2 separate regions of the Mus musculus genome follow, and region 2 is linked to region 1. Evidence: chromatin loops called from intact Hi-C (ENCODE). Cell type or tissue: gastrocnemius. All regions are shown on one strand.

Region 1 (5,000 bases):
GAACCCAGTGCCTAGTAGCTTGTGGTAGAGGGAAGCTAGGTCTACAGAGATGAAATGTAGCTACAGCTGCTTCACATGGGGCACCACCAGGCTCTCTGCATGGCAGGCTCCTCTTGACAGTAACTGAAATCCACTCCCCCTTGGAAGCCATTTCAGAGCCATGCAGAAGCCCAGCCTTCCTCCTGGACAAGTGCCTCACACAGCATATGAAACCTGAGAGGACCATGAAGGGGGCCACAAGTGTGCAAGGACGGAGGAGAGGATCAGGACAAACAGCTGCCAAAAGGAAAGTGCCCGTCACACAGCACCATCTGGACCCTGCTGGGGATCACTGGCTGTGTTTCGAAAGTGACTTCCAGTGAGAGGACTGGAAGGTGACCCTCCCAGAGTAAGACTGACACACCCTTAAAGTGGAGGCTCAGAGTGTGGCAGGACTCTCTTAGCCTTCCACATCTTACCCCCTGGACTAAAACGGAGAGAACTGTCCCAAACCGTCCTCAGTCATCACTGTTGCTCGGTCCAGAAGCAGATCGAAAGCAACACTATTTCCCAGCCCTGGCAGACATTGCCCAGCTCCCTTTGTGGTTTCCATACCTGCTAGTGCGCTGACCAGGAAGTAGGCTGTTGCAAAGAGCTTCTGGTTGCTGACCTCATCCTGTGGGCCAGGATGCTCTCCTTGTATCCTGTATCCCACCAGCTGCAAGAAGGCTGTGAGGTCCTGCTGCTGACTGTCGGTCAGCTCCTCCATTGCCAATACAGCCTGTGAGGACCAGAGACCACCAGCCACATCATCACACTACAGTGTAGAAAGAGAAGAAGAAAGACTATATGATGAAGCCAGAACTCAGTGAAGTGCAACCCAACTGAGCCTCTGCCCCTCCGGCACTTACCAACACTCTCCATGTGCATTACGCTCTCCAGGTAAAGCAAGCACTGAGCCCTTTTCTAAACTTTGATGCCATCTATGAGCCTAAATTCCTCCTAAGGACACAGATGAGCCATGCCCAAGTACTGTCCTTCCACATGGAAAGGGGAAGAGTCAGGCAAGAAGTGTCAGGCAGACAGAACCTTCCAGACTATGCCAGGATATTGAGTTTTACCAGATACTAGGAACAATTGGCTACATATCAAACTGTCAAAGGGGTCATAAAAGCAACATCCCTTCCTGGTTCTCGCACTCTAAAAACAGCACGCTTAACCTAGTATATCCCCAGCCTCCCCTAGGCAGCTTTATCCATCACAAGGTTGCTCAGGGGTGGGATGGCACTGCCCATGAGCCAGTTCTGAGCCCCTGCACTAGTTCCATGCCCTAGGTACCTGGTGTTTTCTCGGACACTCATCAGCAGGCAGATACTACTCTCTCCATAAGGGACTAACCTGACATTTCCCTCTAGGAAGGGGCCATTTTAGGAAGTAAAAGTCATGGAATTCAGAAACATCTGCGTTCTTTCTTGGGTCAAGCCCTGCATCCTCCAGAAGGCAAACTAGAACCTCTGGACAACTGTAATCCTGTCCCTGGTTGCTAGGCTCTCGCAATTTCATTTCAAGTGGGAAGATGATGTGAGTGTTTTTTCTGGACACCTAAAGCATTTGAGCAGTATGGAAAGAAGGAAAACTAAAAACAAAGTCACAATGAAAAGAAAATTGTCAAAGTCTCAGCCTCATTAACTACAAAAAAAATCTGAGCTGATGGAGGGTGAGCAGCTGGCATGTCCCTCAAAATCTGGCTGTTGTAAAACAAATCAATAAACACCTCCTTGTCTGTGTTCTAAATGGGACAGGTTGACAGGCTCTGCCACACAGCCCCTTCACTGTGAGCTGAATCCATGCCCACCTGCAGTCTCAGAATGAAGCCTTATGTGCAATGAGTCTTTGCAGGTGTAATTAAGGTGAGAGTCTCAAGTAAGAGAAGTCTATATCCAGTAATGGTGATCAGTAATGAGTTCTGTGTCTAGAGAAGACCCAACAGGCTAGGGAAGACATGACCGAGATAAGCCACCAGCCACAGAATGCCAAGAGCCACCAGAAACTGCAGGCAACAAGGGTTCTCTAGAGCTTTCAGAGGGGTATATCCCTACTGCCACTGGCAACTCTGAATTCTGCCCTCCAGATATGTAAGAGATTAATTTCTGATATTAAGCACCAAGCCTGTGGTCATCTTTATAGCTCTAAGAAAGTCACTCATCCCTTCCCGCTTGATGGCAGCTTCAAGTTTTAGGGCTAAAGGGAAGTGGTGAAACTTAATTTCAAACTACCCCAAAACCTGTCCTGAGGGGTCTAGCCTGTGCATATTTTCGGAGCAACCAGGTACAAACCCAAATCCATAACCCCCGCCTACCCACCTACCACTTGCTCCAGGGCCCGAAGGAGTTCTTCATCAAACAGGATTTTCTGCAGGACACAGAACAGCGCCCTCTGCTGCTGGGCAGGTAACACCGCAAAGGGATGGAAACTCCTCTCTAGGTGCAGGGTTGCTGAAAGCAGAGCAGATGCAATCAGGCCATGCACACACCCTGCCTCTCAGTCACCAGTTCCTTCCAAAGGACTCCATGTTCAGAACTGGCTATGAGTCTTGGACATTCAGGGCACCCCGAGTGACATTCAACAACCAGGGAAACTACAGGAAAGGAAAGGGGGACAGGGAAGTCCACTTTGACATCCCAGACCTCACCTTCTTTTCTACCTGTGCAGTGCTAGACTTAACCTGGAAGCCACTTGGGTTCTATCTATAACAGTGAATTCTCAAGGCAGAATCACTAAGCCTAAGCCATACTGGTCTCCAAACACATCCTTCCCAGCCGTGTCCAGACATGCACTACAACCTGGCATGCTTTTGTTTTCAATGCATGTTCAAAGGGCCAGCACTCTGCATTCATGGCAAGCATGGCTTCCACTTCCCTCCCTGTGCCTTTCACTCCTATTCAAGATGAGCTCAGGGTGCACTTTGCTATGCCACTCGCATCCTCTGCAGGAGCCTGTCCCCTGCAATCCTCTTTCCTGAGGACAGTCAAAAGCTCCTAGTAAATTAAGCCAGAAAAGAAGGACTGGGATGGTGCTTTCCTACTGAGGGCTGCGCACTGATGCTACACAGCCTTGCTGATGGAGGTCTAGGAAATAATTGCTGAACACCCTACAGGCTAGATACTTCTAGAACTTCTGAGCCACATCTTCAAAATCTCCTGTGGAATACAATTCCATCTTTATCAGTCCTTGCCTGAAGAGAGAAGCCATCCTGGTTATCCTAGAATCTGAGGGCTCAAACACAAGCGCACTCCTGCTGCTATACCTGACCACCATCCTCAGCTGCCCAGGGAACTCTGGCCAATGAGGGTGGCTGACTCAGCTTGGTGCAGTGAGAAAAGGAGCTGTGGCCTCACATTTCTGCAGCACAACTGCAAGTAGAGGCCCCAAGTTTAGTTAACTCTTATCCCAGGGAAAAGCTACCCTAACCCTGGGTCTCCATCACCCTTTCCTCTAACACTGTGCCAGGAGCAGCATCCTCTGGTTAGAGAGTTGCTGAATTCCAGGGAGGAATTGCTTTACATGGTAGAGCATAATTTGAGCCAGCCCTGGTTTCTCCTAAGCTCCTCCCCTTTTCTAGCCCAGCTCCCCCCACACACACACTCTCCTGAACCCAGCAAAACAAAACAAAACAAAACAAAACAAAACAAAAACCCTAAAGTAACAAGCTATGAGGAGCAAAGCAAACTGCTATTGAGTTTGCTCAATAGTTCAGAGCTACAGCCCTCCGCCAGCCATGTGGGTGGGAAGCCTCAATGGCTGTTACAAACAGCAGCCTGCCATGCCGTGAAGCCTGGAATGTATCAAGGCTGATAACAGATCCTGGGGGCTCTAGCTCTGCTCATTGCTGACCATTCTCAGACCACAGGTCCCAAACGGGGAAAGAAAACTGTCAGGCCCCTGACCACTGCACTCCTTGGCCTCCCACCTTGAGTCCTAGGATCTCGATTCTCTAAAACACAACACCCAAGACTGGGCCCACCCAAAGATCCAAGGGGATCCTGAAGGCCCCAGGGGATCACCCCTTGGGAGAGAGTCCACTTCTCCATCTGGCCGTAACCACAGGCAATACCTTGTTTTACAACTCGTAGGGGCCCGTCCTGCGAAGAGATCCCTTGACCCCCATCCAGCATGTCCAGAAAGGCGAACTCTCTGTAGGCCAGGGGGTCCAAGTAGACAGAGTCTAGTTTCCTCTCATGCTCGAAGCCACCATGTTTCCCTTGGAGGAGGCAGAATTCTGTAGTGGAGAGAAAAGCCCAAGCCAGGCACTGATCACCTCAGACTCATCGTTACCTACCTCACACTGTGTCAGGAGACACACAAAAGGGCTTTTGCTTCTTTGCATCAGTTTTTGAGACTGAGTCTAGTGGTTTGAATGAGAAATATCTCCCATAGACTCAGCTTTTGAGTGTTTAGTCGCCAGTTTAGTGGCATTTTTTGGAAGGTACAGTCCTGCTAGAGGAAGTAAGTCACTGCGGGAGGGCTCTGAGTTACAGCCTTTGAGCTACTGTCACCCTGTGTGATCTCAGCTTCCTGCTCCCGCTCACATGCCTGCCACTTGCTGACGTGCCTCTGCCCCTCCATGGCCGACTCTTCTCTCCCAGAAACCATAAGCCAAATTGAACTCTTCCTTGAGTTGCCTTTGGTCACAGTACTTTGTCACAGCAACAGAAAAATAACTAATAGAGTCTTACTATGTAGCCCAGGCTCATCTCTAACCCCAGATCCTCCTGCCTCAGCCTCACACGTGCTGGGATTACAGACACATGCCACCATGTCTGCTCACTTGAGGGCTCTTACACTAGGTCTGATCAGGCATAGAGTGGCTGACAGACTTGTCCTGCACTACAGCAAGCTTAGGAGGGCCTTTGGGGTCCCTCTGTGTCCTTGTCTTCTGAGATGAGGAGTCACCTTTTGTTGAGCACAGGAAAGACACCTCTCCCTGGGGGTGTGTTACCCCTTCAGAGGTGGACCAGGAA
Region 2 (5,000 bases), 110 kb before region 1:
GCCGCCTCCCTCTGCGGCGCGGGCGCCTCGGCGTGGACCCGGGCGGGCGAGCGAGCGGGCTGGCGCTGGGACTGACACCTTTGGGGGCTCAGAGATCCCGGGGAGGAGGCTTGCTGCAACTCCTGCTGCCACTTCCGAGCCACGAGGTTCCAGTTGTTTGGCTAAAGTGGCGGTGGGCGAGCACACGCCTCTGCGGGGGCGGTCGCCGCTCAGCGCGTGCTCTCCGAGCTGGACACATTTGCCTGAAAGCAGAAAGGTGCCTGCCTTCTCTTCCCCCACTTCTATTTTGGCCGGACGGCAGGCCGGAGGGGAGTAGATGCAAGATCGGACAGCGCGGTGACAGCTTGTGGATTGGTTGGGGTGTCTTTGGTTATTTTTCTTGCTGGGGGGACTCTTTTTTTTTTTTTTTAACACTTTATTGGGAGTTTATTCTCAAGGTACCAGTTCCTGGGATCGCAGCTCGAGAAAACATTCATTAAGCTCCCCTTTTCTGGGGTGAGTATTTGTGTAGGTGGGGAGAAGGGTGAGGAAGAGACTCAAGGCTGTAGGCAAGGCTCAGAAAATTCTCCGCATTACTCAAAAAGCAGCCGGTTAAGGTCAGGCTAGCCATGCTTTTACTCTTTTCCTACGCCTCTGGGAATTCTTGGAATTTTACTTTAGCCCTCCTGAATGGGGTTCCTTGTCATATAGCTGACAGCATTCGGGGTGCGTTAAATTGGTCTTCACTTGGAATATGAGTTAGCAGCCATTTCTTCCCATGTGGTGTTTCAGGTCATTATTTCTTTTTTGGAAACTTACATACGTCTCATGTGTACTAAAACTATCTCAGCCTTGGTTAAGGGTAAATTTTGGTACACTGGTCAAACAATGCACCAGCCTTTGGCTGTGTAGTTATGATAAACTACTAGGCCTGATTGTAGTTTTGTGGTTAGAGGCCTTATTGCTCTGTAAACAAATAACTTTGGGGGTTGTTTCATTTTGAGGTCATTTGTTTCTTAAAGCTTTCATATATTTAAATTATTAAATTATTGTTTAAATACATACATTGCTCTATAAGGCTCATGTTTCTTTTATTCCAAATTAGGGTTACATAATGCAAAAATGGTTACACTTTGAGTTGCTCTATTTTGTCCTATGGAGACTACAGGCTATGTAGGAGCGCGGGCTTATGGTGTGTGTGTGTGTGTGTGTGTGTGTGTGTGTGTCTTGTAATTATTGCAGTGAATCTCATTTCCACCTTGGAATATTGAAACACACACACACACAAAGTTTTGAGGTAAAAATATCAAGCTGTTAGAGTTAAGTTTGATAGCTCTGTACAAGACAATCCTTTTTTCTCCTCTTCAGGAAAACTGTTGGATTTTATAATTTTTTTAAAAAAAATATTTGAGGGAGCAATTTGCTTTTTTTCCTAAGCTCATTTTTTTTTTCCCCCTGAAGCTGAAATTGTGTCAGAAGGCTACCCAGGCTGCTTCTCTCCTTTCCCTTTAAATTTGAGATTGAAAACAAAAAAGACAGTCACAAGACCCTGGGTACCTGTTTTATAATGTTTTAAAATTGTGTTGCTTGTTTGACTATATACCATACCTATATGAGCTTTACCTCTGAATAATGGAAGATTATCAGAAGACAACAGATGTTTTAATTAAATGCTTTGCACATTTTGGACATCTGAGCTTTATCAGAAGTGGGTGACATCCGCAAATCATTTCTGAGAGAGTGAGTTGCAAACAATACAGAGCTCAAGCTAGTCAGACAGTTAAAACACTAATAAAATTAATACAGAGAAAGGTAGGAAGACCTGATTGTATTGTTTATGTCATGTACAGTCAATGCGGATTACTAGTGAGAAGGGAACTTTTGTAAATTGTAAGTTGGGTATGTAGTAAAGCTGATAAATTCTCATTTTCCATGTATTTCTTTTGATATGTAACTAAATTTGTATCAGAACTGATCTTCAAGTAAATGTAGTTACAAAGGATATGCTGATATTTAGGGATGGTCAAGCAGATTTGAAAAGTACTCATCTATTTGAGATAACTGTCATCCCCAGAAAAATCTATCGAGAAAAATTATTGTAGTTTTGTTTTACTGTTAGTTTTTTTCCTTCCAAAATAGTGCTGTGTTCATAAACATGGGATCTGAAATCATGATGCTCTCGCTACTCTCGTGTGGGGTACTAGTATTTGATTACATTTTTGTCTAATTATAGGCACCAGCTTTACCTAGAGTATTTTTGGTTGGAGTCAAAGCCAGGGCAGTGATTAGCCCAGACGTGGCTGTCATTTATTTGTGACCACTTGGGGGAGCCTTTGCAGTTCATCTCAACAGATCCCTGCTCTGCGTGCTCTGGCTGCTAATCGTCCTGGGCGCTTTGCCAAACTGCTGGAGCGGCTGCTAAGGAGGCTGCATTGAGAACCGAGTCTGGAGCTCAGTGTGTGTGATGCCTTCTCCTCTAACTCACACTCCACTCCACTCACCAAATACCTCTCCTCATAGACTTAGTAACAGTGTACTTTTTGGGCTACTGCTAGTTCCATGGGCTAACTAACCATGAAATCTTGGATTCATGAGTGCTTCCAGAGAGCTGATTTTACTGGCATTAATCTTAGGAGCAGTGCAGGCTTGATGTACACAGATGGTAGTTGTGTTGAAGGGTCTGGGGAGATCATCACTCTTGTATGAAATATACTAACTCCAAACCTTTTTAGAGCAGATTAGGCTCCTTTTAAAAACTTTTAGAGGAAGAGATAGCAAAGCACCTCTTTTAGTTAAATCTGTGTTCATGTTTGTGCAGAGAAAAGGTGGTCTTCTGTTAAAAACCTATACTCTTTGACCGTTTGATTATTCTTCTGTAGTATAATAAAGTCAGATTTATACATTTTCTTTTCTGACAATATTTAACCTTGTTCTGGCCATTTCAGAATGTGAGCTCACTTAAACAAAGTAAAATGCATTTTAGCAAGTCAGAGAGAAGGTAACTTATGGCCTCCCTTAATTATGATAGAATAACTCAAAGACCTTTCTCAAATTTTCTGCATGGTACATTCATCCACATAATGATGAACAATTTGGAGTAGTTCCTATCTTCTAAATTGCTTCTTTTTTTCTTTAAAAGAAACTTTAAGACAATTTTACTTTTGTCCTGAAATTCATCTTTCCTTTCCTTTAAAAAAAAAAAAAAAAGATGTATTTTGTATGTGTGTGGGTGTGCCTGAGTGTATGCCTGTGTGCCACATACACGTGTTGCCCATGGCGGTTAGGAGAAGCCATTGGAGCCAATGAAAGCATGCTTACAGGTGGTTGTGAGGTCCCGCATATGGGTGCTGAGAACTGCACCTCAGTCCTGGAAGAGAAGTGAGCGCTTTGAATGCTCAGCCCCGCTTGTTGGTTTGTTTGTTTGTTTGTTTTTCAGTGTAACATACCAGAAGAGACATATTCTGCTTAGTTAAAAATGTTCATTTGTTGCTAGCTTCCACTGATACTTGAGTATTGTTTTAAATACCTGGGGATGGTAATTTCAAAAGGCCTCCCCTTTGAAGTTATCACAGATTTAAAGTAGAATGAAAATTGAAGGAGAAGACAATACAGTGAGTAGGTTTTGTTTGTTTTGTGGTTTTGTTTTGTTTCACTTTTTAGCTTATTTTCAGACTTTTCCCCACTCTTTGCTTTCTTGTGCATGTCACTCAGCTTGTCATATTCCGCCTTTTCTTTTAGACTCCCTGTTGTGGGTTCCTTCCCCTTCCTCCTACAGCTCCTGTTGTTGCTCTACTCTGGCTACATAGGAGCACTTTCTGTTCCTCTTAGTAGAAATATGCCCACCGGCAGCTTCTGTATTGTTACAGTCCCTGCTCAGACGACCAGAGACAGCAGTCAGTACTGGTTGCCCTTTGCTTCAGTTTGGCAGACTGGCTTACGCTACCGGAACTTGGTTGTACTTATTGTAACCGTGTGCATTCCCAGTAGACACCCCATGATAAGATCTATGCTCAGTCATTCCAAAAGCAGTTTTATCTTTACCCTTTAATTTAATCTTCAGTTCCATATATCTGAAAAGCATTCTACTAGGGATATACAAAAGAATTACACTTAATGAGAAGAGCTTACGTTTGTTTAAGAATGAAATATATATGAAAGAATCAGTATATTATGAAATAATAAAAATGATGATAATAAAGAAACTGTGGAAATACTTGGATTTCTACTGAAGACAAAAGACTTCTAGGCTGGAGAGATGGCTTAGCAGTTAAGAGCACCAACTGCTCTTCCAGAGATCCTGAGTTCAATTCCCAGAATCCACATGGTGGCTCACAACCATCTGTAATTGGATCTGATGCTCTCTTCTGGTGTGTCTGAAGAGAGAAATAGTGTACTCACATACATAAAATAAATCTTTTAAAAAAGAAAAGGAAAAAAAAAACACTTCCTTAATATGTAAAGGATATTTACTAACCAACAAACAAAAGATTTTAACACCAAGTAGGAAAAGCCATGGATAGAATCTAAAAATAGGAAATCCAAATTATTTTATGCATATGTTAAGACTTTCAAGCTCATATATAATACAAGTATAAACCAAAACTGAATATTGGGTGTGGCAACACATGTCTGTAAATTTAGCACTCAGGAAACCAAGGCAACTAAAACTATACAGTGAGACCCTGCTTTAAAAACTAACTAAAACAAAAAATCCTACTATGTACCATTTTCATCTATCAGATTCACAGATCAAAGATGTTCTGCCAATGGTTTTAAAGAGGATGGAACTTATCCAGTTTTCTCGCATTGTTACAGAAATACAAAGTACTAAAATTAGATGCAGTTGAATTCTAAAAAACATTAAGGTGACTGCTGGAAATTAAGGAAAGGCTAGAAACATGAACAAATCGACATAGAGGTTGAAGAACTAACATGCAACGTATTTATCTGAACACTAACTACTTTCTGGCTTCACTCATGAAGCTAAAGAAACTGGCCTTCTCTTTTACTCTGCAAAAACC

What was found. Hi-C counts contacts between places; a loop is a spot of excess contacts. Peaks named below come from ENCODE experiments on the same cell type or tissue, not always from the same donor. Only the 100,000 strongest peaks of a DNase experiment are listed, where the experiment ranks them.
Region 2: a loop joins it to region 1, with 11 times the contacts of the local background. A loop is called at or near these places in 5 of 42 quality-filtered maps.

Annotation. Positions count from the first base shown.
Region 1 is chr6:50,218,643-50,223,642 of GRCm38, forward strand. It overlaps Gsdme (gasdermin E), which reads right to left. Exons shown (of 10, transcript NM_018769.4): 6 at 4,094-4,258; 7 at 2,347-2,474; 8 at 595-796. Among named protein-coding and RNA genes, the nearest start is that of Gsdme, 41 kb to the right of the region's middle. In gastrocnemius, a CTCF peak has its summit at 2,414 (motif pointing left); DNase peaks (open chromatin) are centred at 273 and 2,397.
Region 2 is chr6:50,110,633-50,115,632 of GRCm38, forward strand. The region is part of intron 1 of Mpp6 (membrane protein, palmitoylated 6 (MAGUK p55 subfamily member 6)); the gene reads left to right. Among named protein-coding and RNA genes, the nearest start is that of Mpp6, 2.9 kb to the left of the region's middle. In gastrocnemius, a CTCF peak has its summit at 2,305 (motif pointing right); a DNase peak (open chromatin) is centred at 2,359; H3K4me3 peaks cover 2,604 bases; H3K27ac peaks cover 2,664 bases.